2 separate regions of the Homo sapiens genome follow, and region 2 is linked to region 1. A link is a loop called in an ENCODE intact Hi-C map of the cell type or tissue named here. Cell type or tissue: B cell. All regions are shown on one strand. Links, peaks and the distances in the headings refer to the core of each region. The heading gives the core; the rest is flanking DNA.

Region 1 (14,831 bases), core at 6,832-14,831:
TCAGGGATTCAGCTGTCTCTGCCAGCAGGTTCCTCTGCCCTCTGGTTTTTCTGCATTCTCCCAGCCTCAAGGGCTGAGAAATTAAATCCACCATTAGTTTTGCTGGTAGTTAAGACCCAGAAGAGTCATGATTGTCCTTGGGAAGCAGGCTGTCTCTGAGACTTGCTTTCTTCCTGAAAGTCCTTGCTTTTGGCTCTGAGGCTGTTTTCCAGAACTTGTCTATAAGGAATTCTCTCTGCTTGGAGCCCAGAGGAGCCCACTTAAAGTTTGTCACCTATAGCTGGAGTTGTCAGAGGGGGTGTGGAATGGAGAACCTCACTAGAGTTTCCTAGAATTCTCTTGCTCTAAGAGGTCTAAGTATCACTATTAACAAATAAAAAGTCACCAAAACACTTAAAGCCAGGAAGTGTTGAAAGTAGTTACCTCTGGGAACTATGACTGGGAGTAGGAATTGGAATTGGGGGAGAGAGGTTTTTACTTTTATTTTTTCCCCTATGCTAGGATTTCTCACCCTCAGCACTATAAATTTTGGGTGAGAAATTCCTTATTGTGAGTAGCTGACCTGAGTTTTGTAGGTTGTTTAACAGCATCCTTGACCTCTTTCCACTACCACCCCCTCCCCAGTTGTGAAAACCAAAAATGTTTCCAGACATGCCCTAAATGTTTCCTGCAGGGGGTGGGGGCAAAGTCACCCCTGGTTGAGAACCACTGTTGTGTAGCCTTTGGTTCTATTTGACTTTTTTTTTAACCACGTGCACATTATTTCTATAATTAAACATTTAACTGAGGTCACAAGACCGAAGAGGAAATATGAAGCTGTTATAAGGAACCAGAACAACTAAGTAGAGAATATACAGTAAAGGATAGGGAAGCAAGTTAGCAAAGTGGGAAGAAATGGAATATAAATAAAAGAAGTAGAAATGAAGAAATGAGAATCACTTAAATCTGTTCCCTCCTTGTAACAAAACCAAGCTGGAAGTTTAAACCCATCTTTGAGAGACTGCAGAGCAGGGCCAAAGATGGAGAGACCCTGGCCACATCGCTTCCAAAGACCCTCTTCACCTATAAGTAATTTCTTAAGAACTTTCTGGCCGGGCGCAGTGCCTCACGCCTGTAATCCCAGTACTTTGGGAGGCCTAGGCGGGTGGATCACGAGGTCAGAAATGAAGAGAGTATCTGAGTCTTGGAACTAGAGGAGCAGGATCCTGAAGTCCCACATAGTCCTGTCACTGAGGTCCCTGTCAGGCCTCTGAGCCCAAGAAAAGCCATTATATCCCCTGTGACCTGCACGGATACATCCAGATGGCCTGAAGCAACTGAAGATCCACAAAAGAAGTTAAAATAGCCAGTTCCTGCCTTAACTGATAACATTCCACCATTGTGATTTGTTTCTGCCCCACCCTAACTGATCAATTGACTTTGTGACAATACACCCTCCCCACCCTTGCGATAAGTACTTTGTGATATTCCCCCACCCTTGTGAATGTACTTTGTACGATACACCCTCCCCACCCTTAAGAAGGTACTTTGTAATATTCTCCCCACGCTTGAGAACGTACTTTGTAAGAAGATCTACCCCCTGCCCGCAAAAAATTGCTCCTAACTCTATCGCCTATCCCAAAACTATAAAAACTAATGATAATCCCATCACCCTTTGCTGACTCTCTATTCGGACTCAGCCCGCCTGCACCCAGGTGAAATAAACAGCCTTATTGCTCACACAAAGCCTGTTTGGTGGTCTCTTCACACAGACGTGCATGGCATTTGGTGCTGAAGACCCGGGACAGGAGGACTCCTTCGGGAGGCGGGTCCCCTGTCCTCGCCCTAACTCTGTGAGGAGATCCACCTACAACCTCGGGTCCTCAGACCAACCAGCCCAAGGAACATCTCACCAATTTCAAATTGGGTAAGCGGTCTTTTCACTCTCTTCTCCAGCCTCTCTTGCTACCCTTCAATCTCCCTCTCTTGCTACCCTTCAATCTCCCTGTCCTTCCAATTCCAGTTCTTTTTCCTCTCTAGTAGAGACAAAGGAGACACATTTTATCTGTGGACCCAAAACTCCGGCGCTGGTCATGGACTCAGGAAGACAGCCTTCCCTTGGTGTCTAATCACTGCGGGGATGCCTGCCTGATTATTCACCCACATTTCATTGGTGTCTGATCACCACGGGGATGCCTGCCTTGGTCATTCACCCACATTCCCTTGGTGGCAAGTCAATTGTGGGGACGCCTGCTTTGGCTGCTCACCCACATTGCAGCCCAGGGCTGCTCATCACCCCCTGCTCCGTGTCTCTACCTTTCTCTTTAAACTTACCTCCTTCACTATGGGCAACCTTCCACCCTCGATTCCCCCATCTTTTCCCTTAGCCTGTGTTCTTGAAAACCCCTTCAACTCACACCTGACCTAAAACCTAAATGCCTTATTTTCTTCTGCAATACCACTTGGCCCCAATACAAACTCGAAAATAGTTCCAAGTGGCCAGAGAACGGCACTGTCAATTTGTCTATCCTACAAGACCTAGATAATTTTTGTCGAAAAATGGGCAAATGGTCGGAGGTGCCGTACATCCGGGCGTCTTTCACACTTCATTCTCTCCCTAGTCTCTGTTCCCAATGCGACTTGTCCCAAATCCTCCTTCTTTCCCTCCCACCTGTCCCTTCAGTCCCAACCCCAAGTGTTGCTGGGTCTTTTGAATCTTCCTTTTCTACCGACCCATCTGACCTCTCCCCTCCTCCCCAGACTGCTCCTCCTCAGGTCGCTCCCCACCAGGCTGAATCAGGCTCCAGCTCCTCTTCAGCCTCCGCTCCCCCACCCTATAACCCTTCTATCACCTCCCCTCCTCACACCCAGTCTGGCTTACAGTTTTGTTCTGCGACTAGCTCTCCCCCACCTGCCCAACAATTTCCTCTTAGAGAAGTGGCTGGAGCTGAAGGCATAGTCTGGGTACATGCGCCTTTTTCTGTATCAGACTTTTCCCAAATCAGCCAGTGTTTGGGCTCTTTCTCATCAGACCCCGCTAAATATATACAGGAATTCCGATATCTAACTCTGTCCTGCAAGTTAACCTGCAGTGACTTAAATGTCATCCTGACTTCCACCCTCTCCCCAGATGAACAGGAAAGAGTTTTTTCTCTAGCCCAGTCTCACGCTGACAACCGCTGGCTTCATGAGCCAGGCCTCCAGGAAGGCATCAGAGCAGTTCCCCGAGAGGACCCCCAAAGGAACTATCAGGCAGATTCCCCAGGTATAGCTAGGCGAGATTACATGATTTCCTGCCTAGTTGAAGGGCTTAAAAAGGCAGCACACAAAGCTGTTAATTCTGACAAGCTAAAGGAAACTACCCAAGGTAAAGGCGAAAACCCAGCCCAGTTCCTGGCCCGCTTGGCAGCAACCCTTAGACGCTTTACCGCCCTAGACCCAGAGGGGCCGGAAGGCCGCCTTATTCTTTTTTTTTTTTTTTAGATGTATTTTACTTTTATTTTTTTAATCTTTGGGCACAAAGATTTGACACATTATTTCAAAAGAATACAACTACTCATCCAGTAGGAATAAATTCAACAAACATTAATTGATGAGCAAAGTACTGGCTTTAAAAAAATAAACTAAGTAAATTTTTTTTCCCTTGGGTAATAAAATAATAATAAAAGAAGAGACATTGGGTTAAGCACCCTTAGGGCAAAATAAAAATGCAATTGGTTTCTCAAAAACTTGCTTTTGACATCTCAAAAAAAGTCATGCTAGGGAAATGAGCTAAGAAAGCACATTGTTATTTGTACGTGGTAGTGTGACATCCTTGCCATGTTGAAGGTAAGACCATCTAAAGGTCAAGACAGTACACAGAGACTATAAAAACAAAATTGAAATAAAAAGCAGGATAATAAAATGAAAGGAAAAGTAGAAACTGCCAGAAAGAAGCAGAAGCAGCACAACTGTCAAGGAGACAGTGTAAATTCAGATGCCATCAAGCTTTACCACAAAGAGATAAAGGAAAAGGCCAATTTTGATGACAAATGACAAAGTGTAACATCCAAAGAGAAATGGAGAAAAAAGAGGTCATCTGTCCTCCTGTGAACATTTGAATAGTTCTCAGATACACTTAGTTTGAGCAGAATTATGTGATTACTGAGTTCTTCCCTCTCTGCTTGGCAAAAATGATGGAAGTCTTGTCTCCAATTTTAACCCTATTTGCCTTTTTGCAACAATATGGCAGGTTGTTTACATGCTGGCTGGGGAAAGGGAAACTAAGAGTAAAAACCAACCAGTTGTTACTTTGCAAAATGGAAATGTAACTCTGAGGATTAAGCAATCTTGACTGCTAACAAAATTAATTCCTGAACACCATGAAAAAGGAAAAAATACATAGAAATTGATATTTTAAACGTTAAATATTCAGCAGTTTCTCTTATTTGGCAAAATCTTTTTGAAGCAAAGCTGATCTCATTTTGGTTTAGATCACATCAAAGAATTTCCACCAAAAATGACTGAATTATTGCTATTTACTAAAATGGTTTTCATTCTGTGACATTTTTCTGTTTCAACCAAAATTGGTGTACTAAAAGCCATTTCTGGCACTGACCATCTACAGTTAGTGCAGACTCCATAAGTTAAGGGCTTAATCCTTCACAAATCTTCTCTTCAGATTCCAGCTGTACTTTGGGGGTCCCCAGGTCACCCACACTTCTGAACAACTAGCTATAAATTTGGTGATTCCCATGACCCTGTTAGTGTTACCGTGGGTCTTTGCTCACAGAGCTCCCAAGATGGTGGTGAGCCGCTTCCAAGATGGTGGCAAGCCTTGTGTTCTCTGACTTGGGGTTCTTGGCCTCACGGATTCCAAGGAATGGAATCTTGGGCCATGCGATGAGTGTTATAGCTCTATTAGAAGCCGTGGGTCACGGAAGAGAACTGTGGAACCCAGTGACTAGTGTTCAGCTCGATTAGGACGAACCCAGGCACTTAGCCGTGCAAGAACAATGGGAAGCCTTTAGCACGATCGGGAGTGGCAATGGGAGTCTCACTGGGTCAGGAGCACAGCAGACACCCTGCCGGATCTGGAGGGATGGGAGTCAGCAGCAGGATGGGAGTCAGCGGCAGGTCTGCGACAGTGGCAAACAGCAGTGGTGGACGGGGAGCGAAAGCTCAGCTCGAGCCGTAACAAACATGGACCAGAAGAGTGCAGTTGCAAGATTTAATAGAGTGAAAACAGAGCTCCCATACAAAGGGAGGGGACCCAAAGGGGGTTGCCATTGCCGGCTTGAATGCCCGGGTTTATATCCCGATCCTTGTCCCTCCTGCTGTGCTCTCAGGCAAAAGGTGATTGGCTATTTCTTTACCTCCTGTTTTTGCCTAATTAGCATTTTAGTGAGCTCTCTGATTGGTTGGGTGTGAGCTAAGTGGCAAGCCCCATGTTTAAAGGTGGATGCAGTCACCTTCCCAGCTACGCTTAGGGATTCTTAGTCGGCCTAGGAAATCCAGCTAGTCTTGTCTCTCAGTGCCCCCTCTCAACAGGAAAACCCAAGTGCTGTTGGGGAGGTTGGCTGATGACCGCTGTAACTGCTTCCTGCTGAATTGGGGCATAGTAGGGGTTGCACAGTTGAGATTTCCTCGGGGGGGGTGCCTTCGATGTCATTAACATCGGAGCATGGGCTAGCAGGCTGGTCCAGGGGTCTGTGGTGGATCTTAGTCATGGACTGCATCTGGGGCTCCATTTGAAGAACCATTTGTAGTTTTACAGTTTCAATTCTGGAAGAGACAAACTTAACAAGGAGGTTAAAGATACAGGGATTGAAATGTATGGCCTGCAGTGCAGGGAATTACTTCTTTGGCACACTTTACAGGCCCTGACTATCTGCTTGATAGTTTTGAAAGACCTGGTCCAGTAAATAATAATTTGGCCATCTGATGGGTGCTATCAATGCCTAAGTGAAAGATTTGGTGAAGGGTTTAAAGTAATTTCCATTGGTTAGCTGCAGGCATAAGTATTTTTCCTTCTTCGGTGGCTAGCCATCTTGAGGAGAGGAAACTATGTCTTCTTGAGGTTCCTCATTCTATTTCTTCTTCTGAGTACTGGGGCTTGGTTTCCTGGAGGGGATTACCTCATACTAGGGGTCCTTCTATAAGCATTTCTAATGGAGGGTCCTGCCTTGTGGCTCTTTTGGCTTCAATATCTGCTTGGCGGTTCCCTTCTATTTCCCTTTCCTTTCCTTTGTGGTGACCCCGGCAGTGTAAGACTGTCACCTCTTTAGGTTTCTGTACAGCCAATAGTAATCTCCTAATGGCTTCCAGATGTTTGATAGGTGTTTCCTTGGAAGTTAGGAATTCCCTTTCTCTCCATACTGCTGCATGGGCATGGAGGACTAGGTGAGCATACTTAGAGTCTGTATATATATTTACCCTTTTCCCTTCTCCTAATTCTAGTTCCCGAGTGAGGGCTATTAGTTCTGCCAGCTGAGCACTAGTTCCTGGAGTGAGGGGATTACTTTCAAGTATTCCATTATCACTAACCACTGCATACCCTGCTTTTCAAAGCCCTTTTTCTACAAAGGAACTTCCATCAGTATACAAGTTGAGGTCGGGATCAGTCACGGGAACCTCTAAAAGGTCCCCTCTAGCGGCACTGGTTTGAGCAATTACTTGTTGACAGTTATGTTCTATCTTTTCTTCATTGTCTGGAAGAAATGTGGCTGGGTTAAGAGTTGCACAAGTGCACAGTCGCAGCACTGGCCCTTCAAGTAATACAGCTTGATATTTAAGTAAATGGTTGTCTGACAGCCACAAGTCTCCTTTAGCAGTGAGTATGCTGTTTACATCATGAGATGGCCACACAGTAAGATCACCTGTATTATTTTAACTGCTTCAGATACTAAGACTGCTACTGCTGCCACTATCCGTAAACAATGGGGCCAACCCTTTACCACTCCATCAATTTCCTTACTCAGGTATGCCACGTGTTGCAAGCTCATCCCTCGGACCTGTGTAAGGACTCCTAGAGCTATTCCTGTTTCTTCTGTGACATATAAAGAAAAGTCTTGCCCCATTGGCAAGCTTAACACTGGGGCTTGGGTTAGGGCCTTCTTTAGGGCCTGGAAAGCCGCTTCTGCTTCAGGTGTCCATCTTACTAAATGGGTATTGGCTTTCTGAGTTTCCTTAATTAGTGTATATAATGGCCTGGCTATTTCGCTGTACCTGGGAATCCATATTCGGCAGAAGCCTGTTATGCCAAGGAACCCTCTTAGTTGCTTTTGGGTTGCCGCCTTATTCTTAATATGCATTTTATCACCCAATCTGCTCCTGATATTAGGAAAAAACTCCAACAATTGGATTCCGGCCCTCAAACCCCACAACAGGACTTAATTAACCTTGCCTTCAAGGTGTACAATAATAGAGAAGAGGCAGCCAAGTGACAAGGCATCTCTGAGTTACAGCTACTCGCCTCTGCTGTAAGACAACCCACAACCACGTCTCCAGCACACAAAAACTTCAGAACATCCAAGCCACAGTTCCCAGGGGCTCCTTCAAAACCTCCTCGTGGACCTGGCTTCAAATGCCAAAAGCCTGGCCACTGGGCCTGAGAATGCCCACAGCTCGGGATTCCTCCTAGGCCGTGCCCTGTCTGTGTGGGCCCCCACTGGAGGTTGGACTGTCCGACTCACATCGCCACCATTCCTAAAGCTCCTGGAGCTCAAACCCAACGTTCCTTGGCTGACTCCTTCCCACATCTGCTCGGCTTAGCAGCTGAAGACCGACACTGCCCAATCGCCTTGGAAGCCCCCTGGACCATCACAGACGCGCGTGACAGTCCCCAGCACTGCAGAGATCTGAGATCCAATAACAGTCTGCAGAGGTCTACTCACACCATAGCCACTGCTCTGGGATTCCCATTCCATTTAGGCCTCCTGATTGCCCCATGTGTCCTTACAATAAACAACGCTTCACTTAAAGACTTGATTCCTTACAAACAAAGGCCTGGTAGACTAAGCGCGCCGAGTCAAAGAGATGGCCCCCAACTATGTGTTCCCAGTACTAGATTGACTTCTTAGTGCCACACGTTAAGGATCAAGCCGAAAGGGAGTGATGAGTAAGCTGCAAATAAAGTCTGTAAAAGAACTATAGAAGGGGCCGGGCTGGGTAACTCACGCCTGTAATCCCAACACTTTTGGAGGCGGAGGCAGGCAGATCACCTGAGGTCAGGCATTCAAAACCAGCCTGGCCAACATAGTGAAACCTCATCTCTACTAAAAATACAAAAATTAGCCGGGCGTATTGGCACGCCCCAATAATCCCAGCTACTCCAGAGGTTGGGAGGCTGGGGCAGGAGAATTGCTTAAATCTGGAGGTGGAGGTTGCAGTGGGGCCAAGATCGCACCATTGTACTCCAGCCTGGGTGACAGAGAAAAACTCCGTCTCAAAACAAACAAACAAACAAACTGTAGAAGGCACTTTAGAACGCTTCTCCTGAAAAGGAAAAAAAAAAAAAAGAAAGAAAGGCCAGGCATGGTGGCTCATGCCTGTAATCCCAACACTTTGGGAGGCCAAGGTGGGTGGATCATGAGGTCAGGAGTTTGAGACCATCCTGGCCAACATGGTGAAACCCCATCTCTACTAAAAATACAAAAAATTAGCCAGGCATGGTGGCGAGTGCCTGTAGTCCCAACTACTCTGGAGGCTGAGGCAGGAGAATCGCTTGAAACCAGGGGTGGGGTGGAGGTTGAAGTGAGCCAAGATCACACCGCTGTATTCCAGCCTGGGCAACAAGAGTGAAACTCTGTCTCAAAAAAAAAAAAAAAAAAAAAAAAAGACCTAGGTTATTTGTAAGGACTGGCTCCCAATTCCTCCAGGGCTGTCAGACCAGTATCGACAGAACCAGTGAGACAAGTAACAAGGAAGCCAACTTTGGTTCCAAATTTTAAAAGTTCTATCAATCAGAAAGATTGGAAGAGAGTCCTTGGAAAGGTAGTGAGGTCCTTACCAAGGAGAGGTTCAGCTTCTGGAAGTGTTCAAGAAGAAATCATAGGGCAGTTCCTGCAGTGGGTGTAACTTTGGGCCAGATCTGTCAGCCTCCTTTTGGCTATATGATTCTAGAAATTTATAAGCTAGACAAGGGATCTGATTAACTCACACGTTAAGTAGAAATATCTTAGGGCCAAATGGCATGACAGTACATTTAAGTCAGAGGAGGGTGGCTCAAGGAGGAATTGGGCAATAAGTGAAGACATCAGAGGTTCAGCATCTTCAGCTGGCTCCTGTCTGTTGGTCTTTCCCCCACAGAATTAGTCAGAACTCGTGACTGCGAGAGATAGAAAACATAACTTTGACTGAAGCCAAAAAAAAAAAAAAAAAAGGCCGGGCGCGGTGGCTCACGCCTGTAATCCCAGCACTTTGGGAGGCCAAGGTGGACAGATCACCTGAGGTTGGGAGTTCCAGACCAGTCTGACCAACATGGAGAAACCCCGTTTACTAAAAACACAAAATAAGCCGGGGGTGGTGGAGCATGCCTGTATTCCCAGCTACTCGGGAGGTTGAGGCAGAAGAATCGCTTGAACCCAGGAGGCGGAGGTTGCAGTGAGCCGAGATCTCGCCACTGCACTTCAGCCTGGGCAACAAGAGCGAAACTCCGTCTCAAAAAAAAAAAAAAAAAGGAATTCATTAGCTTACATAGCCAAAAAGTTCAGAAGGCAAATATAGCTCTGGGCATGTCTAGATTCAAGGTTTCAAATGAAGTCATTAAGACTCGGTCTGGGCCAGGCGCTGTGGCTCACGCCTGTAATCCCAGCGGGTGGATCACTTGAGGTCAGGAGTTGGAGACCGGCCTGGCCAACACGGTGAAACCCCGTCTCTATTAAAAATACAAAAATTAGCAGGGCATGGTGGTGCACACCTGTAGTCCCAGCTACTAGGGAGGCTGAGGCAGGAGAATCGCTTGAACCCAAGAGGTAGAGGTTGCAGTGAGCCGAGGTTGCACCACTGCACTCCAGCTTGGGCAACAGAACAAGACTCCGTCTCAAAAAACAAAAACAAACAAAAAAAAACTTGGTCTGTATTATGCATTGTATGCGTATATCAAAATATCTCATGTACTCTATAAATACATACACCTACTATGTACCCATAAAAATTAAGAATTAAAAAACACTTGGTTTCTCTCCACAACCCAGCTCTGTTTCCCTCCTTGTAAGAAAACCAAGCTGGAAGTTTAAACCCATCTTTGAGAGACTACAGAGCAGGGCCAAAGATGGAGGTGCCCTGGCCGGATGGCTTCCAAAGACCCTCCCCACCTATAAGTAATTTCTTAAGAACCTGGCCAGGCTCGGTGGCTCAAGCCTGTAATCCCAGCACTTTGGGAGGTCTAGGTGGGCGGATCACCTGAAGTCAGGAGTTCACCAGCCTGCCCAACATGGCGAAACCCTCTCTCTACTAAAAATACAAAAATAATTAGCCGGGAGTGTTGGCGGGCGTCTGTATTCCCAGCTACTCAGGAGGCTGAGGCAGGAGAATCTCTTGAACCTGGGAGGCGGAGGTTGCAGTGAGCCGAGATCGTGCCATTGCACTCCAGCCTGGGCGACAGGAGCAAGACTTCGCCTCAAAAAAAAAGAAAAAAAAAAAGAACTTCCTGCTGTTGAACCTTTGACTGTCCCGGAGACCCTCCCTCTTCCGTTTTCAATGTGTCCCTATCCTCCTAGCTAGGCTTTAAGAAAGAGGAGGGACAGCTGGGGCCCTAGGAGCTCCCCCTGAGGGTCTGTCCCTGGGAACGGGGCGCTAGGACGGGCACTCCTTCTGGCTGGAATGCTACGCCGGTGAGGGAAAGGAGTCCACTAGGGAAGTACCTGGAGGTGGAGACGGGGAGAGAAATCACAGGTATTTGTGAGTCGATCAGCTAGAGGGTGTGGCAAGGGGGGGCCCCTCGGAAGATGTCTTAAGTTCCAGGTTCAGGAATCAATAGGGAAACTGCCCAGTCCTTGTGTTCAGGGCTGAGGGCCTCGGTGACGGAGACGAGGTAAGAAAACGGAACGGCTGTACAGGAGAAGACAGAGAATCCGGGCTGGGGGACGGAAAACAAAGTTCAAATCATACCCCGCTACAGTCACATATGAAAAATAAAATTGTTTTACAGAAACTCAGTTTACAAACGACTGCTTGGGAGCAGTCATGTCACCCAGTCCAGAGGGAGCCGGTCAGCTGCGTTCCGCGAACTTGGGAGGCGACTGCTGGGGTAGCGGCGGGGCCCTCACTGCGCGTCGTCAGGGACCAGACCCTGGGGTGGCCCCGAAGCGTCGAGACTACAACTCCCGGGATGCCGCGGGCCAGGCTGCATCCCGCCTGCGCAGAAGTGGTGGCAACTCCGCCCCTCGCCAGGCGGCGGCGCTGCGGACTCAGTCCTAAGCGGGCGAAGGCGGCGAGCGCCGTGGGTCTGGGCGGGCCAGGAGAACCGGGTGCTTCGAGGAGATCTGCGGGCTGGGTTGGGGGCGTTTGACCCCTTGGCTTGTCCCAGTGGGTAGGCGGGACTCCAACCCCCGCCTCCTCCAGGGTAAAGCTCTCACGTCCACCTGGCGCGACGCTGAGCCATCTTCAGAAGCACCGCAGCCCTCAGAACCCCACATCCCGCTGCCGGTGGTTCCCCGCATCCGGTGTCCGCCCCCGAAGCCTCCCTCCCTCCCTCCTCCGCATCCCCAGCTACCTGCCCTTAACCGCGACCTGGGCCTCTCCTGGGGAGGCCCAGGGTGGGGTCCTCAGAGGTCCAGGGACCCAGGGGCATTTGTGGGGTCTGTAGGGGGGTGGGCTTAAGGGAAGGGTGGTCCCTTTCAAATTGGGACCACCAGGCAGGAATCAGGCGCACGGGTTCCTCCTCTGTGGCTTCCTGTGGCACTCCAAGTGGGAAGAAGAGAAGCTTGGAAGTGAAAGCCTCAGCTTCTCCTTTCTTCAGCCCCTCAAGCCTCAGAAAGATCTGTCAAGCGCGGCCCGCCTCTACAGAGGCCCTGGGGAGATGGTCTAGACCTTGAAATATCCTAGAAGAGGTTTGACAGGTTGGAGCTTTTGCTAGACAGATGGATCACAGATGGGCTTAAGGGGTGGAGGGTGTGTGTGTGTTTGTGAGAGAGAGAGAGAGAGAGAGAGAGAGAGAGAGAGAGATTGCCAGGTGAGGAAGGTGATGAGCTGAAACCAACTTGGAGCTATGCTGTATTATGATGATGAGGATTTGGGTTGGGGGGTGTTACAGGCTCTAACCAGAAATCTGGAAGATGTGATAGGTGGGGCCTTTAAAAAAAAAAAAAACCCTAAACATCTCTTTGTAATCCATCCCTCCTCTGCATCCCTACCGCTACTGCCGCCATCCCCTCTCACTCAAATCTTGCAATAGCCTTTGAAAGGCGCCGCCTGACTCCAGACTGCTGACCACTAGATCAGCACAGCAGCCAGTGGAGTTAGAGCCTTTAACTCACTGTGTTCATCCCTCGCTTAAAACTTTCAGTGACTCCCTTTCACCTCCCCTGCAGGATAAAGCCCAAGCTCCTTGGCATGACTTATGGGCGCAGTGTGATCTGGCTCTGTCTGCCCCTCCAGCCTCATCTTACCATTGCCCCCATCTCACTCTACCCTCCGCTGTGCCTAATGCACTTCTGCCAGGTCCTCTGAATAAGCCTCTCCTTTGCCTGTGGTTCCCTTTGCCTTGGAGCATTTTCTGTCCTTCGCTTCTCCTGGCAGATTCCTACTATGTGTCATGTCTCTACCTAGAAGTCACTTCACCTATGAGCTCCCATAGAGGATCCTGTATTTCTCTTATTTTAATAATGCCTAGCATTATTGAGCATTTATTGTCTAAGTGCTTTACAAATGGTAACTCATTCAGCCTCACAACCACCTTTTTTTGAAGTAAACACCGTTAATATCCTCTCAATCTTACAGATTCAGAAACCGAGGCACAGTTGCCCAAGAACACACAGCTGGTAAGTGGTAGACATGGAATTTGAATGCAGGCAGTCCGGCTCCTGAGCCCAGAGTCCTAATCTCTGTGCCAACTGGCTGATGTAGCATGCTATATGGGGTAGGAGGCTGGGGTTAAGAATCAGCAGGTGATGGGTGGACAGGCAGGACAAATTAGATGGGGATTAAAATGAAAGTGGTGACAAGCAAAACTGTTGCCAAGACTGCAGGTGACAACTGAGAGAGTGAAGGCCAGGCACGGTGGCTCATGCCTGTAATCCCAGCACTTTGGGAGGCCAGAGTGGGAGAGAGTGAGTGGAGATGGACCGCTGCCATAGTGATGGGGTAAGGAGAAGGCCTCTAGGGGTATACGATGACTAAGTGCAGATAAGGCTACTGATGTCAAAACAGGGGTATAGGTGGGACTCATAGCGGACAGACGGAGGTCAGATTGGAGGACTTGATGAAGGAACCAGGCTGGCAGGTTGTGGAGGTGATGGCAGTTATAGAGGTCAAGGGGAGAGTAGCTCAGGACTGTGAGCTTGCAGCCCCAGGGGGAATGCAGTGGCTCTGAGTGCAGATCCCAGGGGTGTTCTAGCAGCAGCAACAGCAGCTGAGGAGCTGGGCTCTGGCCCTCCACCCCGGTGCCCACCTCTGCACTGTTGATGCCGCAGCCCCTCTTGGCCCCTCATCCCCAGCTAGGCACCCCCAGAAAGAGCTCCGTGCAGACAGCAAAGCTCACACCCCCATCTGCAGGGCCCTTTGCAAGTCTTCAGCCTTCTAGGTAAAAATCTAAACACTTTTTGGAAAGTTTTATTTGAAAACTTGGGGACAGGACAGAGACAGCAGGATGGAGACTGTATTCTCCTGCTAGGGTTCTTAGGTCAAAAGCCAGGCTCGGGTCCCTCCCGTCTCTAAGTTCCAGGTCCACTCCAGTCTGTGGACTCCTGAGGAATATACCCACCCACCCACTGTCAGGCCCTTACCCCTCCCCCACCGCCCACTTCCTGTGCCTGAGGAGACACTGAGGCGTGGGGGTAGACTATGAGGGAGCGGGGGTGGGGAGGATCTGGTTAAACTCCAGAAGAAGGAAGTGAGAACCTGGGAGTTTGGGGGCTAAGAGGAACAGATAGAAAAAAGAAATAAGGAGGGGGCTACTGTCTTTGCCTCCTCCATCACGAAAGCTTTGCCCTGAGATGTCTCCCTTGAAGCTCAGATAGGAAGTCCGGGGTAGATCACATCCTGTGACTTGGCAATGGCGCCCGTCTTTGGGTGCTGGTTGGGAAACAGTCATGCCCCTGCTACGGGGGGCTGGGGCAGTGCACGCCCCGCTGTGCCAGGCCCTCCATCTCAGCTGGCTGCAGGCTGGCTGTTGGCATAGGCCTGATCCGGGAAGGAGGCCCGGGCCCTGCGGGTCTGGGCACATACTGAGGCATAGAGCTCCGGCTCGGGGCCCGAGGCCTGGGACTTTGGCTCAGAGTCCAGCACCACCTCCGAGTACTTGACGGGGGTTCCAGGACCGGGGATCCGACCCTGAGGAGGCCGCAGCTGCAGGCTGGTATAGCACATCACCTCCTCTGCAGCCTGGAGATGCAAGGCTGTTAGAAGTTCACTGGACCCTCGGAAAAGCCCGAAAAGCCCCCCACTTCCTTCCCTCCCCCTTTTCTCCAGCCACAGTTGACTCACCCTGGCAGGGCCTCCAAGAGTTGGATCCTGCTGGTCTGGCTCTGGGTCTTGAGACAGCCGTCCTGGGACGGGGAACAGGAATCTGGTCAGCAACTTGTCCTTCCTCCTGCACGCCCCCATCCCAGCCACCCAGGACCTGGCCTCTGTGCCCCTCCTCTCTGCCAGCTCCCTACCTGTCTGTAGATAATGCAGGTTCCCATACAGCGGGACCTCTTCCACAGACTCTC
Region 2 (14,796 bases), core at 1,772-9,771, 72 kb after region 1:
CCTAGCGGCCTGGGCCAGTGACCGCAGCCCACCTGCCACATCCCGAGCTGCAATACCTTGGGAGATGAGGAGAAAGAGGGAAGGGAAGGTGCTTTCATTGCCAGGCCCTGATTCCAGTGGTTTCGTCTGTCAGTCCCATCCCTCATCCAGCTCCCATTTTCCTACCTCCCTCACAATATGCCCCATGCCTGGCTCTCTGCCCACATACCTGCATAATTCTCATTGCCCTGGGCAACCTCTCCCAGTAGCTGGGCGATGGCTGAGCTCACGGCTTTGGTGCTGTTGCCCAGGTCCTGGGTACACTTCTCCATCTAAGGATGAAGGGGGAAGAATTGGGCTTGAGAAAGGAGAAGGTGAGGAGAAGGAACCTGAGAAGGTACTTGGGGACAGGTGGCAATTTAAATAAATGTTTTGGGCTGGGTGCGATGGCTCCCACCTATAATCCTAGCACGTTGGGAGGCTGAGGCAGGTGGATCACCTGAGGTCAGGAGTTCAAGACCAGCCTGGGCAACATGGCGAAACCCCATCTCTACTAAAAATACAAAAATTAGCCAGGCGTGGTGGTGCATGCCTGTAATCCCAGCTACTCAGGAGGCTGAGGCAGGAGAATGGCTTGAACCCAGGAGGCAGAGGTTGCAGTGAGCTGAGATTGCACAACTGCACTACAGTTTAGGTGACAGAGCGAGACTCCATCAAGAAAGAAAAAGAAATAAAAGAACGGAAAAGAAAAGAAAAGAGAAAAGAAAAGAAAGAGGAGAGGAAAGGAAGAAAAGAAAGGAAGGAAGAAAGAAGGAAGGAGAGAGAAAGAGAAAGAAAAAAGGAAGGAAGAAGAAAGAAAAGAAAAATAAAAGAGAGAAAGAGAAAAAAGAAAAAGGAAGGAAGGAAAGGTTTTGAGCAGCTCTGGGGCACGGAGGTGAAGGAAGACTTTAGGATTTGAGTAAGAATGAGGTCTTAAACATACTTACTGTCTCCCCAGGTAAGGGTTTAAGCTTGCCATCTCGAGCTGCTGCCTTCACTTCCTGTAGATCTTTCTCTAGATTCTGTACCACACTCAGTGCAGAATCCATCTCCAAAGGTCCACATGCTTCCTGAGCCTATGATAAGAAAGGGGTTTTGGGTGTAGAAGGTCCTGCTGTGTCTCACCAATGCCTCTGATTACACAATTATCTGCGTATTGGGTTATTCTGCACAGATTTCCTCTCATCACAGGACTCCAGCCTCATCTTCCAAAGCCAGAACCAGCTTCCATACCTTCTGGGCAGCCGTCCGGAGTTCAGCCAGCGCGGTGCCCAGGTTCTTGGCACACTGACTCAGCTGCATGGCTGAAGCCTGGTCCTGAATCGTTGGCACTGAGGCCTTTGCAGCTGCCACCATCTTCCCACCTGGCTGTTGGGGAATAGGCAGGTGGATGAAGTGTGCCATCCTCCCTCTGGGCTTGGGTACAAGGACTGATGATGGTCAGGATGTAGGGAACACTGGGGCTTGGTATTGGGAAAGAGGCTCTTGGCAGAGATTCAAACTGTGGGAGATGGAAGCTTAGAAAGGTGGGAAGGTCAGGTCAGAGAAGTGCAGAGGGGGTGCCTTGCCTGCAGGAAGCTCTGGCTGGCAGCAATGAGGGCAAGCTGAGCGCTGGGGCTGTCAGGCTGGGCTTGGCTTCCTCGGACGCCCTGCACCAGCAGTGGAATCTGCTCTGCCACTGCCTGTAGGTGAAAATGTCATAAGAGACCCACAAGTCTCCCTCTTCCACTCCCACATCCTTCCTAGAGTCTTACCTTGCAGCTCTGCACCAGCAGGGGCTGGGGGCCGGCAGAGGCCTTGGGGGTAGAGGCTGCGTGCTGAGCTGCAGCGATGGTCTGTGTGGCTGAGGCTGCAGCCTGCTTGGCTGCATGCTGTGAAGACAAGAGTAGTCAGACCAAGCCCATGGATTCCCATGCCCAGCCCAGTCCCTGGCCTACCTTGCCCAGGTTATGCCTCAAGGACGTATTAACTTACTCTCCGCACCTCCCTTTCAGTTCATTCCTCCCACAGCACCCACACTCTCTCTTGCTCCTGGTGAAACTCCCAGCCTCACCTCCAGGCGCTGCACCAGCTTTTTCTTGATGGCATTCTGCGCAGCTGCATTGGTGGCCATGCGCAGCCCCTCAGCTGCCTCCCGCAGCCGCTGCTGCTGCTCCTCACTGTCAGGGTGGGCAGCTGCTCCCTGAGGGAGAGGTGGAAAGACAGTCATCACCCAGCTCTCCTGTGGATCCTAAAGAAGCTCCTCTCTCACTCCTCTAGACTCAGTTTAAAATTCATGTATTTTCCTGAAGTCATCTCTAACTAGCCCCACCAAAAGGCAATCACCTTTGAGAGGAGCTGACTCATGAAGGTCAATGGGAAACCTCAGGGGGCTAGGATTCCCACTGGATGCTGAAATCCTTTCTTAAGGTGGAATTGTTTTGTCTTCCCCTCCTTGGGGAATACCACACGAGTGAGGTGAGTAGGGCTTCCTGGACAAAGGAGGACTCAGTTTAGAGCAGGCATCTCAGGAATACCAAAGCAGGGGACCTGCTTACTCCTGCCAACTGAAAAGCCCCAGAGTCCAGGGGGCCTAGGAATCATCTGGGCTTCTTTCTGATGGTTCTCTGCATGCTGGTGTCTCAGTGTCCTGCTGGCAGCAGAGGCCCCAGAGACTGAATGCCTATGTGTATTCACAGGGGAGACCAGGAAGGAAAGGAATCCCAGGCAGGGTAGCAGCAAAGAAGGTAAAAATAGGCCTTGGACTTAAGACCTTGGACTTAAAGAAAAAGGATCTGGTTGCCTACTACAGAGGAATGGGAGAGATTTATTAAAGGACACAAAATTATAGCTAGATAGGAGTAAGTTCTAGCGTTCTACACCACTGTAGGATGACTAAAGTTAAGACTATTATATAGTTCCAAATAGCTAGGGGGAGGATACTGAATGTTCCCAACACAAAGAAATGATAAATATTTGGATAAATGATGGATATGTTAATTACTCTGATCTGATTACTATACATGTATTGAAATGTCACTATGTACCTCATGAATATGTAAAATTATGTCAATTAAAAAATAATTTTAGGCCAGGTGTGGTGGCTCATGCCTGCAATCCTAACACTTCGGGAGGCCAAGGTGGGAGGATCACTTGAGTCCAAGAGTTTGAGACCAGCCTGGGCAACACAGTGAGACCACATCTTTAAAAAAAAAAAAAAAAAAAAAGCCTGGGTCATGGCTCACCCACAGCCTTGGGGCTCATTCATTTCCTGAGTGCTCCTATATTTGTCCTCTTGTGTTTTCTGCTTTTCCTGGGTCTCCCTCATCAGATGAGGGTGACCATCTGGACTGCTCTACTTCCCTCTAGGGTCCAGTCTGGGAGTGTGCACAGAAGGCTTTGTACCTTGGCAGCCTCTACCATCTTGGCTGTGGCATCAGCTAGGATCTTGGCAGCACTTAAGAGCTTGCGGGAGTTCTCCAGATCACTTTCCCCCTCAGCATCAGCCTTGATGGCATTGACCAGGTCAGATGTGGCTTGGGCCAGGATGCGGGCCTGTCGCACCATCTCCCCTGAGAGCATAGGGCACAGTCAGGCGAGGAAGCCAGAGACACTGAGGTGTCAGGGGTGGGGACAAAGGTGGGGAAAAGTGGTGTAGACAAGGTAGATGGGGGCTTTAGGGACAGAAAAAGAGACTGGCAAAAGCTCTTGCATCATTTCTTTGGGGCTATTTTTTTTCTGGGTTTAGGATCTTGGAGAAAAAGATTCTCCAGTGGGTTCTTACGGGAGAAGGACAGTCTCCAATGGGTATTTTCAGCCAGTAGCCTTGAGAAGATGAGACACTCTCTGAAAACTTTTGGGGTCAGGGGTATAGTAGGGAAGGCTATACCACTTTCATGTCACTTTCTATATATTTTTGTGCGTACTTTGGTATATTCTTTAAATGCTCCAGGGAAGGTAGAGGACTTAATATTCCTTTTACAGAAGGGGAAGCAGAGGGTTCAGAGAGCTTTAATGATGAGCCTATGGTTGTGTGGCTGGCAAGCCCACACTGTGCTGAGTTCCTTGGGGTGAAGTGGTTAGGTCCGCAAGGGGATGATGTCCAGTGGGCTTAGGGAACCCTGGTAGGGTTTTTTGTTTTCCTGGGGGTGCGTGTCTTACCAGCATCACCCATGGAGCTAAAGATGTTCTCAGTGACGGTTAGGATGGTGTCAGTAGCCTGGTCATAACGGCCAGCAGGCCCAGCCCCTGTGGCATGGGCTTTCACATGCTGCAGCAGCTCATTTAGGGCCTGGGTGACAGCTGTGGCTGCTGCTCCTACCCCTCGCAACAGTTGCCCATCCTCTGTAGCTGCCTGGGAGGCAGACACACAGCCCTCCACGGCTTTGGCTACCAGTCGTCCAGCCTCCACCAGTTGCTCTTGGCAGACAGGTGAGCTGATTGTAGGTGCCACCACCTGTAGGTAAAGTGAATGTCAGAGACGTAGGCAAGGGAAAGGAGGTAGAGTATGCTGCTCATAGCAGTAACTGGGATGGGTGAGGAGGCCTCCAGAGCCAAAGAAATAAAATGAAAGGCTCACGTGTGTGTGGTAGTATTACCCCTCAGCACGGACTAGAGCAACCTTTGGGGCTCACCTTAGTACAGGCCACTAGTTGGGAAGTGGATAGGGCACACTGTGTTGCTGCAGCAATAACTTGGGTCTGAAGTCCCGAGTCCTCTGTCCGCTGGGCCACACTCTTGGCCTTGAGGACCAGGGCAGCTGCAGCACTTGCCACAGCTTTGGCGAGCTGCATTAGCGCATCCTGTGAGAAAACAGCAGTTAGCATGACCTGAGATTGGGCTTGGGATTCACAGACACTTCTCAGAGGCGTAAGCTGCTTCATTATTCCCACTGATCCAATCAAAGGAGAGTGTACGCAGAAGCAACCAGAACCTACCCCGAGCTACTGCCCTGAGCACCCAGCAGGACAGAACCCCCACCGAGGAACAAACCCACACCAAGAGAAAATACAGCCTACACCAAATGGAGACACACATGAGGCGGATACACTCGATGATGACGGGGAGACAATGTGGTGGCGCTGTTACAATGGGGTGGGGAGAGGAGGTAGGAGGTATCTCCTGGGATCCCTCCACCCCCAGCTTCTTTACTCCACTTCTTGATCTTGGATTGGAAGTGGTCATCCTGGAGTCTTGGGAGCAAGTCCCTGTACTACCCTACCTGATCCCATTTCCCAAAGCCTGGCTTCGCCAGGCCTCCTCATCTCCCACCAAGTTCTGGTCCCCCAGGAGGCTGAGGAAGAAGTACAGAAACGAGTGTATGCGGCTCAGAGAGGACAAAGCTGGGAAGGCCCAGGCCAGAGGCTGTTACCGTAGGGGAATCGGGGGGAGATCGAACCCCAGCCCCTCTGGATGCACATATCTGCATGGGAAATCCAGGGTGAAAAGTCAGCTGAGGAAATTGGCATGGAGCGGGAAGGGGGAGAGCTAGAGGAACACTATTCTCAGGGTGGCATGGTCTATAGCATTGTGGGGGGTCCTCAAATTGGGGCAAGGGCTATGTACGGGGAAGAGAGAGAAAAGATGACAAGGGGCTAAAGAATAAATGAGGGCCAAGAGTAAACTAGCAGGTTAAGTTTGGATTCAGGGGTTCTGAATTCTAACCCCTAAAAGAGAGATCAGAAGTTACTAGTATCATCCCCTGGAAATAGAGGTTCAGATTGGTTTTTAGGGGTCAATTCACAGAAGCCAGGACTAGGAACTGGATTCACGAGCAGAAGTTACTTCCTAGATTCTGGGGTTCTGGGGGGTTGGGTAAGTCACCAACCTGGAAGTGGGGGTCAGTATCACTTTCCCCAATTTGTTGCAACAGCTCCCCACTGGCCTGGCCCACGTTCCCAGCTGCTTGCAGCAGGTTCTGACGGGGCTGTGGAGAGTGAACACCAGTCAGAAGCTGCCCAATCCCTGCCCACATGCCTGTGCATATCACAGGCCCACGGGACCCAGGCTTCCATCCTGTGGCTTGGACTGCCCCTTCTCCTTGGGCTTGAACCCTGTCTCCACCCTAACCCAAACCTGTGGCCCCTGACCTCAGCACTGGCTGGTTGGGCACTGCGCAGCAGTTCTGACACTGCTCCCGCAAGGCCCTTTGCTGCCTGCAACAGGGGCCGACCACTGCCGCCTTCGTCCTCCAGCAAGGCAGCCAGCAGCTTCACCCCACGGGACATCTCCGTCAGGTTGGAGGAGATTGTGGTGACTGCACAGCCCACTGCGGTATAGTCTGTCTCAGCAGGGTCCCCTAAGGGGAAAAGGAGAAAGAGGAACATGAGAGACAGGGCAGGCCAGACGAAGGGCTGGGGAGGGAGCAAAGTCACACCCAGTTAGTCACACACATGTCCACAGAAAGACGCACACACACAGTCCCTTCCACAGTGAGTCAAGGCACAGTCACACATGAAGCCAGTCACATGCATGCCTGTGCACACTTGCACCCCCTCTCCCCATCACACACCCGGAAGCTAGCATCCGGCCTACCTGCTGTCAGGTTCACCACAGACGCAGTACCAGCTGTGATGGCATCTACCTGAGAGTGGATCTCATGCTTTGATTCATCCATCTTGTTTTTACGCCAGGCCTTAGAGGCCTGAAAGAGAGAGGAAAAGCCTTCAGGATCTGCCCTGGTTTGGTTCACCTCATCCCTATCCCTTGGAGTCTCAGCTTCAGTACCACCGGCCTCTCCTCCATCCCATACTTACAGCATCCTGGCCAAGAGGCGGCAGAGTGTCAAAGTCATCCAGGGTGGCCTGGGCAGCCTGCACGGCCTGCATGCTGGAGTTAATGGTTCCAGTGAGTGCCTGCTGGGCTGAAGTCTAAAGACAAGTGGGGAGAAACAGGGACTGGAATGGATGTTTGGAGAAAAGAGAAGGTAAAAGAGAACCAGGGTCTAGGGAGAGAATACAAATAGGGACCTGGGAAAAGACTGCCTAACTCCTGGCTCGGCCCAGCTGAGGGTGAGAGAAGGGCCCTGGCACCGTGGTGGAAGTGGGACACTTACCAGAGGAGGCATGTGTCCTCGGTGCATCTGGCCGCTGGTAATCTGCTGCTGGGCAGGGGGCATGCTGCCCACCTGGAAATTCTCAGGACCAGAGGCTCCAGAGCGCATGATGGCAGGCAGGGCCACAGAGCCATGCTCCACTTTCCCCACCCGGTTGTATTGCTGCTGCAGGACTGTTGACCTGTAGAGGGGTGAACTATTGAGCTCACAGAGGACTCCTCATCTCTACCCGTCCCACCCGGTTACACTACCTTTGCAGGTGTGTGAGGTCTCACTACAGCCTGCAACTAGTTAAAGAACCATTCTAAGGACTCCCCACCTCCCAAGAGTCCTTAGAGTCAGGCCTTGCCTTCTCTACCCCTGGGAAATGGGATCAGCCCAACTCCCTTCGTACTTTTTGGGGGACACTGAGTCCTCCAGCATAGTAGACTCCTCATCTCCTTCCAGCCCAAAGTGATCCTTGCTTTTTTTCTGTAGGAAGGAAAAAGGAACAAGAGTTGGGATAGTTAAAGAAGAGGGAAGTGGAGAAAAGGCAGCCTCTTCTTTCCATAACCAGCCATTTTCCAGAAGCTGAGTGTCCATTTCTTTTTCTTTTTTTTTTTTTTTTGACAAGAAAGGGCTCTGTCACCCAGGCTGGAGTGCAGAGGCAAGATCTCGGCTCATTGCAACCTCCGCCTCCCAGGTTCAAGCAATCTGAGTGCCCATTTCTAAAGGACTGGCTTGTGGAGAGGGCAAGAGGCGATAAGGAGAAGGCTAGGGCAGGCAGTGCTCACCTTCTTCAGGATGATATCGATGTAGCCGGCAATGAGCTGTGCAATCTGCTCCCCTTCAGTTGTCTGTACTGAGTAATAGCCATCTTGGTAATCTCCAAAATCCTAGGGTGACAAGTGGGGGACTCAGAGGGAAAGCTCAAATCTATCCAGGATGGAAATGGCTAGGATGGGAGGCCCAAGGTTGAGCTGATGAGATGCCTTCCCGTGGCAACGGCCCTCTTGGAAGATGCCCACCTTTCTTGAACCTCCTCTTTATTTTCTCCTTGGAGGGAAATTTTTTACTTCTGAGGAGTGGCCTCTACACTACACAGTTTCAAATACATATCATTTAGGAAGTCTCTTATTTTTACTCTGATGATAAAATTGAGAGGATATAATATTTGGCATAAAATGGCCACACTTTAAGGTTGGCTGTAGTATCCAAAAGGGAAAAAACAGCATTTCCTATAATTTGTATTTGTGTCATTAGGGTACTTTATCAAGTTGATATCAGTTTTCAATTCATAACCCTATAATATAAAGTCAAAAATTCACTGTATATAGCTGCTGCTGAAACAGGGAGGTTATCACATTTTTCCTTTCACCACACCTACAAGAATTCCTGTGATCTCAGCTTGCTGATGAGATTTTTGTTCTGCTGATTTTAAAGAATAAGTCCATCATCCGTTTCATTTAAGCCTCACACTCTCCCAGAGGAAGATTCTCCATCTACTCTAACCTCCTTTTTTTCTGGAGTAATACTCAGTATACTTACCCCAAGAGAGGGAAGAGACCTCTGCAGCTGCCCCTTTAATGAAACTCCCAAAGCACTTTCTTGTTATAGTCCCCAGACTTACCAGGGTGAAGCTTTTGGGAGACGCAGCCCAGCGTTTGATGTTGGTGAGGTTCCACTCCTGGATCACTTCCTTGGTCTTCTCATCCACTCGCATCACACACTCCTTGGTGATGCCCAGAAGCCTGGGCACTAGCTTGTTCTTCCCTTTCATTTTTTCCTATGAGGCAGAGGTTGGTGTTGGTGTTACAGGTCAGAGGTCAAATGAGAGGTGAATGATCAGATCAGCTTGCAGCCATAGGGGATGTTGAGGTGGCCGGGAGGGCTAACGGACAAGGGAAAATGCAGGGTAGGGAGGGAAGTGGTGGTGTAGGGCTGATGACAGGCAGGTTTTCATGAGGTCAGAGCAAGGAAGAGAATGGGAATCTTAGGGAATGGTGGGAGATGTGACTGAGGGCAAGGCCAGAGACTTTCAGAGACAGAAAAGGGCAAGAGTGGGAAACAAGGAGGGCAGTGAAAAGGGCCCATAACCTACCTTCACCAGGAAGAAGGAGACACCGTAAGTCTTGAGAGAACGGGCTAGCTTCACGTAGCGGACCTTGGCCTCAATCTCACTCATCTGCCCACAATTCTTGTGTGCCTGTGCATAAAATGGGGAAGAATTTAGCAAAGAGTTTCATATCACAGCTAAGGAATTAAGGTTGGATGCTAACTCTAACGAGAGAGAATTATGGGGACACTGGAAAGGTTGAGGAGTACAAGATATGAGAACGAGAGGGTAACGGGATGGAGGCTGATAAGGGCTATGCAGAAGCGATGAGTCAAGGGATACAGTCAAGGAACTTGCAGACATTCTGGAGATATGAACAGAGAGTTTGGAAGTAGAAGGGCAAAGAGAAGGCCTTCTGGGCTGAGTATTCAGAGTGGGGGTAACACCTTATAGTGGACAAAGACTATACTCTTTCACAGTAATTTCAGATTATGCTACCTCATTTGATCCTATCAGTCCTACACGGGGCAAGTACTGTTATCCCAAATCAGAGGTAAATAAAAGATTACAAGAATATTGAACTGAATTGCACAGCAAAAGCAGGGATGGAGCTGAGACTAAAAGCCCAAGCTGTCTGCTTTCTTGGCAGAGGTGAGGTGGGATAACAGCCCGGTGGGTGAAAGCCAAGTTAGGGGAGACGGGGAGGAGGCAGGGGGCCATTTAGTCAGTAAGATTAAGCAGCAAAGCTCCGCGGTCATCCCAAATACTTTCCCCTACCCACATTCACCTGGAAGATCTTACGCTCTCCCTTCTGCTTCACATACTCCTTGGGCAGGAAGTCCTTCAGGCTACACCAGAAAAGGGAGGGTCAGCATGTGGTAGACAGCATCAGGGGACATGTGGGCCATGAACTGTGGGCCTGGGGGTATGAGGAAATACCTAGGACAGTGTTATCTTTGGGGAGAAAAAAGACTCTGAGGGAATAGAGTCTAGATTATCTTCTGAAATAGAGGTGACTTCGTGTAAACTCTTCTTTTTTTTTTTTGAGATGGAGTTTCACTCTTGTTGCCCAGGCTGGAGTGCAATGGCACGATCTCAGCTCACCAAAACCTCCACCTCCCAGGTTCAAGTGATTCTCCTGCCTCAGCCTCCCGAGTAGCTGGGATTACAGGCATGTGCCACCACGCCTGGCTAATTTTGTATTTTTAGTAGAGATACATGGTTTCTCCACGTTGGTCAGGCTGGTCTCGAACTCCCGACCTCAGGTGATCTGCCCGCCCTGGCCTCCCAAAGTGCTGGGATTACAGGTGTGAGCCACCGAGCCTGGCCAGTATGAATTCTTAATGTGACCTGTGTCTCTCCCTGTAGGGAAAGGGACTGAGGAAAATTAAGTTAGAGGCTCAGTCCCTGAGGGAAAGTGGGTCTAGAGCACCATTTCAGGGAACCAAGAGGAGAAAGAGCTTTCTAGAAGGATGAACATGCACTTAGGAAGCTGAGAAAGCCACGCCAAACTCTGCATTCCAAGAAACACCAGCAGATGAGGCTTGTGAGACTTTTAACCCATGTTCCCTATAGGGAAAATTTTACCCGGTTTCCCTCTGGCTACTGCAGCAAAATTCTTCAGATAATCTCAAAAAAGAGTGACATGCTTGCTTCAGAGATGGGGGTAGGGGCAGAGATACTGAACTACATTCATATTCCAGAGGCAGAGAAGAGACAATGGATGATGGCAACTAAAAGGGTAGCTATGTTGGTCAAACCCTGGTACCTCGGAAGAAGAAATAGTGGGGGGCAGGCTTGGAATGGAGACAGGCCCACTGGGGTCACAATGGCAGGGAGTCCTGGGCCCTGACAGGGTATAGGATGTGGGTCACTCACTCAAGGAAGCCAGCCTTGTGCTTCTGCTCATTGTGGGGCCCAAACTGGATCTGGCATTGGAAGCCAGCAAACTCACAGGCCTTGTCAAAGGAGACAGGGTGGGAGCCATTCAGGATGTCATCTCGTGCCTGGAGAGCACAGGGCAAGGAGGCGAATGTTGTGTGTGGGTGCAAGGACACGCACACTGTGCTTCCGAGCCCTCCCTATTCCTGCCCCACCCCAGCCAAGTCCTCTGCATACCTGCACATACAGGAGGTTCAGCTGTACAGGGTCCCGGGAATCCACATTCTGGTCTGAGTAAAAGAACTTCCTCCGCAGCAGCAGCGTCTCGTGCTCCTCTACACCCTGCTCCCTCAGTGTCCGACCATGGTCCAGCCAGTTCACTGGGATACAGACAGTCCCCTCAGTGCCAAACCCCCATGGCCCCTGTGCTGTCTGGTCTCTGTTTATTTCTGCATTTCCTACCTCCCCTCACTTAAATGTAAGTCCCATGAGTGTAGGACTTTGTTTTCTCACTGATGTATCCCCAGGGTGTAAAACAGTGCCTGGCAGAAGCAGATGCTGAAGCCCCTTCCCACCCTTCCCATTTCAAAAGCCCTCTTTTTTCTAGTTCTGCTTACACTCATCATCTGTGTGCAATTTCTGCTTTAGTTTCTCCATCTTCTTTTCATCTCGCAGCAATGTCTTGTCCTTTCTTAAGGTCCCTGTTATTTCCTCCTTTTTCTCTTCCATCAGCTCTCGAACCAATGAATATTCATCATGATTGGTGATGCCTGAGGAAGGAGATGGCTTGTTAGCTTCCCAGGTACTGCATCCATGCCTTTTGAGAGAGTTGAGGCTTTCTGGCCCAGGCTTTCAACTGTACTAGGGCCCCTTACCAATGCGGGCACAGATGGTCATGAGCATGTCAGTGACAGTCTTAGAGTCATCCACCATGATCGTCTTCACAGTTCCATCCAGCATACGGATCTTCAGGGGTCTCTGTTTCTTCCTGTACTCCATAGTGTCCTGTTAGGGCAGGAAGAAGAGACAGGGGCCTACTCTGAGCTAGGGGTATTATTTCCTCTTTACACAGCCCGAGGGGAGAGAGTGGAGCACTGAAAGGAAGACTATGGTGGTTCGTTCAAAAGCAGGGAATTATGACTGTCTGTTAATAGGAAGAAAGCATGGGGAGGGCTAAGAGACAACAGATGTGGGTGCTGAAAACAGGAGGTGGAACAGGGAGAAGCTGATGGAAGGGGATGTGGTGGTCCTTGATGAAAGGATACTTACCCCATTTCGGAGCATGTAGTAGTCCAAAGCTTTCCCAGCCTCCAGCCATATACCCTTTTTGGGGTCATCATCTGACAGAAAGAGCCCAAAGTCGCTGGCTAAAAGAGAGGATGGATCACTTTAGGCTTATGAAGACCCCAATGTGGCTGAACAGCTTGTACCATGTTGCCCCTGACTATTTCTCCCATGACCTTGGGCCTAAAGAACGAGGGAACCATGGAACACAGACCTGAGGGGTGAGTAGTCTTAGGGGACAAAGGGGTCAACTCTCAAGGCCGAGAGCCTGGGAACAAGAAGGGACTGAAGACTCCCACTCCAGCCACCGGGGGAGTCAGACTCACGAGGACCAGCTGGGGCCTCTGGGATCCGCTCACGAATGATGCGGCAGGCGTCGTACACCATGGTAGACGGCTCAAACTGCATCGTCTTCACCACATTCCCAATGCTGATCTTCAGTGAAAGTGCAACCATGGTGGCAGCTTCTTTTCTCCAGCCTGGCTATACCTGACCCATGGCATCAGGGCATTAGAATACACTCTTCTGGTGGGAGAAGAGGCCCCCCAGATGGTGGAGTCCAAGGGAAGAGTGTTTTTGAAAGGGACTCACCAAAGTAGATGGTAATAAGGTTGTTTTCATTGTATTTAATAATTTTAAAGAGTGAAAAATTATTTACATCAAAAGAATGAGTCCTGACAATTTTTTTTTTTGAGACAGAGTTTCGTTCTGTTGCCCAGGCTAGAGTACAGTGGTGCGATCTCAGCTCGCTGCAAGCTCCGCCTCCTGGATTCACGCCATTCTCCTGTCTCAGCCTCCCCAGTAGCTGGGACTACAGGCGCCCGCTGCCATGCCTGGCTAATTTTTTGTATTTTTAGTAGAGACGGGGTTTCACCATGTTAGCCAGGATGGTCTCGATCTCCTGACCTCGTGATCCACCTTGGCCTCCCCAAGTGCTGGGATTACAGGCGTGAGCCACCACGCCCGGCCAAGTCCTAACAATTTAAGACATCTGAGGGAAAGGAGAAGCTGGTCTGCAAGGTACAATAGCAGGTCTGAAATGCAGTGCTACCTGAGGACACTGCCCTGCCCCACCACTGGAATTTGTACCTCCCTACTTTCATCCAAGTATCTCTCTTGCCCCTTGTCCCTGATCACCTTTCTCAGCCCTACTCCTGCCTTCTTTTCATTTTTGCCTGGTTCAGTATTTTTCTCTCTTTGTCTCCTGCTGTGTCCTGCTGGCTCTTCCCTGTCCGGGATTTTCAGAGCTCTCTTCTCACCACGTGACCTTCCTTCTCATGGCTTTAGCTGCCTTCTCTGCAAAATGAAGATGTTATAATTCCCTAAGGCTCTTGAAGCCTGCAAACAAACTCTAGCTAGCCTGGCAGGGAGACCAAATACTGGTTGCTCAAGCCATTCAGGGGTCCGCTCTTGCCCCAGCTTTTTTCTAACCTGAGATGCGGGGGCCTTCTGAAGGAGCCTAGCCCTGTACTGGGCTTCCCAGGCAGTCAAGCTAGAAATGTGATTCTCTAACTCAAAGGGATCTATCTCAGAAGTTATCTGGTCAACTCTTGTGTTTTGGAGAAGGGGAAATAGACTCTGGGAGGCCAGGAAACATTTTCAAGACAGGCCAGAGAAAGGACCCAGTCCCTGTAACTCAGTCCTTGCTTGTTCCAAGTCATCAAGTTAATACTCAGTCCTGCAACTCCTCCCATGCTTTCTCCTCTTCAGCAAGTCTGTCTCGAATTCTGCTCTGTCTCACCCACTTCCCCTGACTGTATTTTCAGTGCAGCTCAGAATACTAGTCCTACCCCACCTTCTTCCACCCTCCTGGCACCCCCTCTCAGCAGGCTAGAGGAGGCACTGGAGGCAGCAGGTGGCGCACAGGCTGCAAGAGGACAAGTCTGCCCGGCTGCTGCTGATGTGCCCCTGCTTGGTACAGGGATTGGGTGCCTCTTAACTAAGAGAATGGGCAAATACAAGCTGCCCATTCCCCTCCTGGCAAACTACAAGCCTCAAATGGGGAAAAGCAGGGTGAGAGGGGAAGGCTGGAAAGCAGAGATGGGGGTGTTAGGATACAGAAGGCATTTGAAAGCCAGGGAAGTTAAGAAGGGGTAGAGGGTAAAGAAGTTAGGAGAGATGGGATGAGGAGAATTGAAAATCTAAGTAGAAACAAGAGACAGGAGGCAGGTATGAAAATGGTCTAGATCAGCGGTCTGGTACCAAGTGGCAGATAGACCATTTCTGACCTTACAAGCAGTCCAGAGTCTCAAAAGAGAAGAACCACAGCTCTCTGTCTTTACTCCCCAATAAGAGAGGACCCTCCCAGTCTCCCCAGTTCCAGCTCTCTGCCCCCTCCCCACTCCTGGGGCACTTTGCCCAACCTTATTACTATCCGCTTGTGTCCCAGCTGGACAGACCTGGCTATGGGGTTGCTGACCATGAAAGAATGAGGGCTGGGCTGGTGGATCCGAGAAGCTGGAGGAGTCTGTGGAGCCAAGAAGCAGGACTGAAAGGACCCTTCACACTAAGCTGAAACTGCATGTCTCCCCCCATTTCCTCTGGA

The links. Hi-C counts contacts between places; a loop is a spot of excess contacts. Peaks named below come from ENCODE experiments on the same cell type or tissue, not always from the same donor. Only the 100,000 strongest peaks of a DNase experiment are listed, where the experiment ranks them.
Region 2: it touches region 1 in a loop (5-fold over the local background); 26 of 110 quality-filtered maps call a loop at or near these places.

Annotation. Positions count from the first base shown.
Region 1 is chr9:35,635,580-35,650,410 of GRCh38, forward strand. SIT1 (signaling threshold regulating transmembrane adaptor 1) reads right to left here. Exons shown (of 5, transcript NM_014450.3): 3 at 14,778-14,831; 4 at 14,605-14,666; 5 at 13,716-14,502. The coding sequence ends at 14,269. It overlaps LOC101926948 (a long non-coding RNA gene), which reads left to right and starts at 10,691. Exons shown (of 2, transcript NR_135130.1): 1 at 10,691-10,854; 2 at 11,111-11,897. It also overlaps a transcript of CD72 not described here. RefSeq lists enhancers at 10,863-11,242, 14,103-14,152. In B cell, for the core only: CTCF peaks have their summits at 11,357 and 11,564; DNase peaks (open chromatin) are centred at 11,332, 11,942, 13,192, 14,072 and 1 weaker place; H3K4me3 peaks cover 3,741 bases; H3K27ac peaks cover 7,752 bases.
Region 2 is chr9:35,712,988-35,727,783 of GRCh38, forward strand. It overlaps TLN1 (talin 1), which reads right to left. Exons shown (of 57, transcript NM_006289.4): 2 at 12,578-12,740; 3 at 12,237-12,334; 4 at 11,843-11,972; 5 at 11,585-11,737; 6 at 11,205-11,347; 7 at 10,965-11,092; 8 at 9,874-9,934; 9 at 9,132-9,236; 10 at 8,661-8,816; 11 at 7,825-7,926; 12 at 7,446-7,522; 13 at 7,052-7,232; 14 at 6,753-6,866; 15 at 6,532-6,640; 12 more. The coding sequence starts at 12,707. Among named protein-coding and RNA genes, the nearest start is that of MIR6852, 9.6 kb to the left of the region's middle. RefSeq lists enhancers at 1,720-2,624, 13,494-14,206, 14,207-14,796 and a silencer at 13,925-14,219. In B cell, for the core only: no CTCF peak of the experiment used is centred there; a DNase peak (open chromatin) is centred at 6,364; H3K27ac peaks cover 3,359 bases.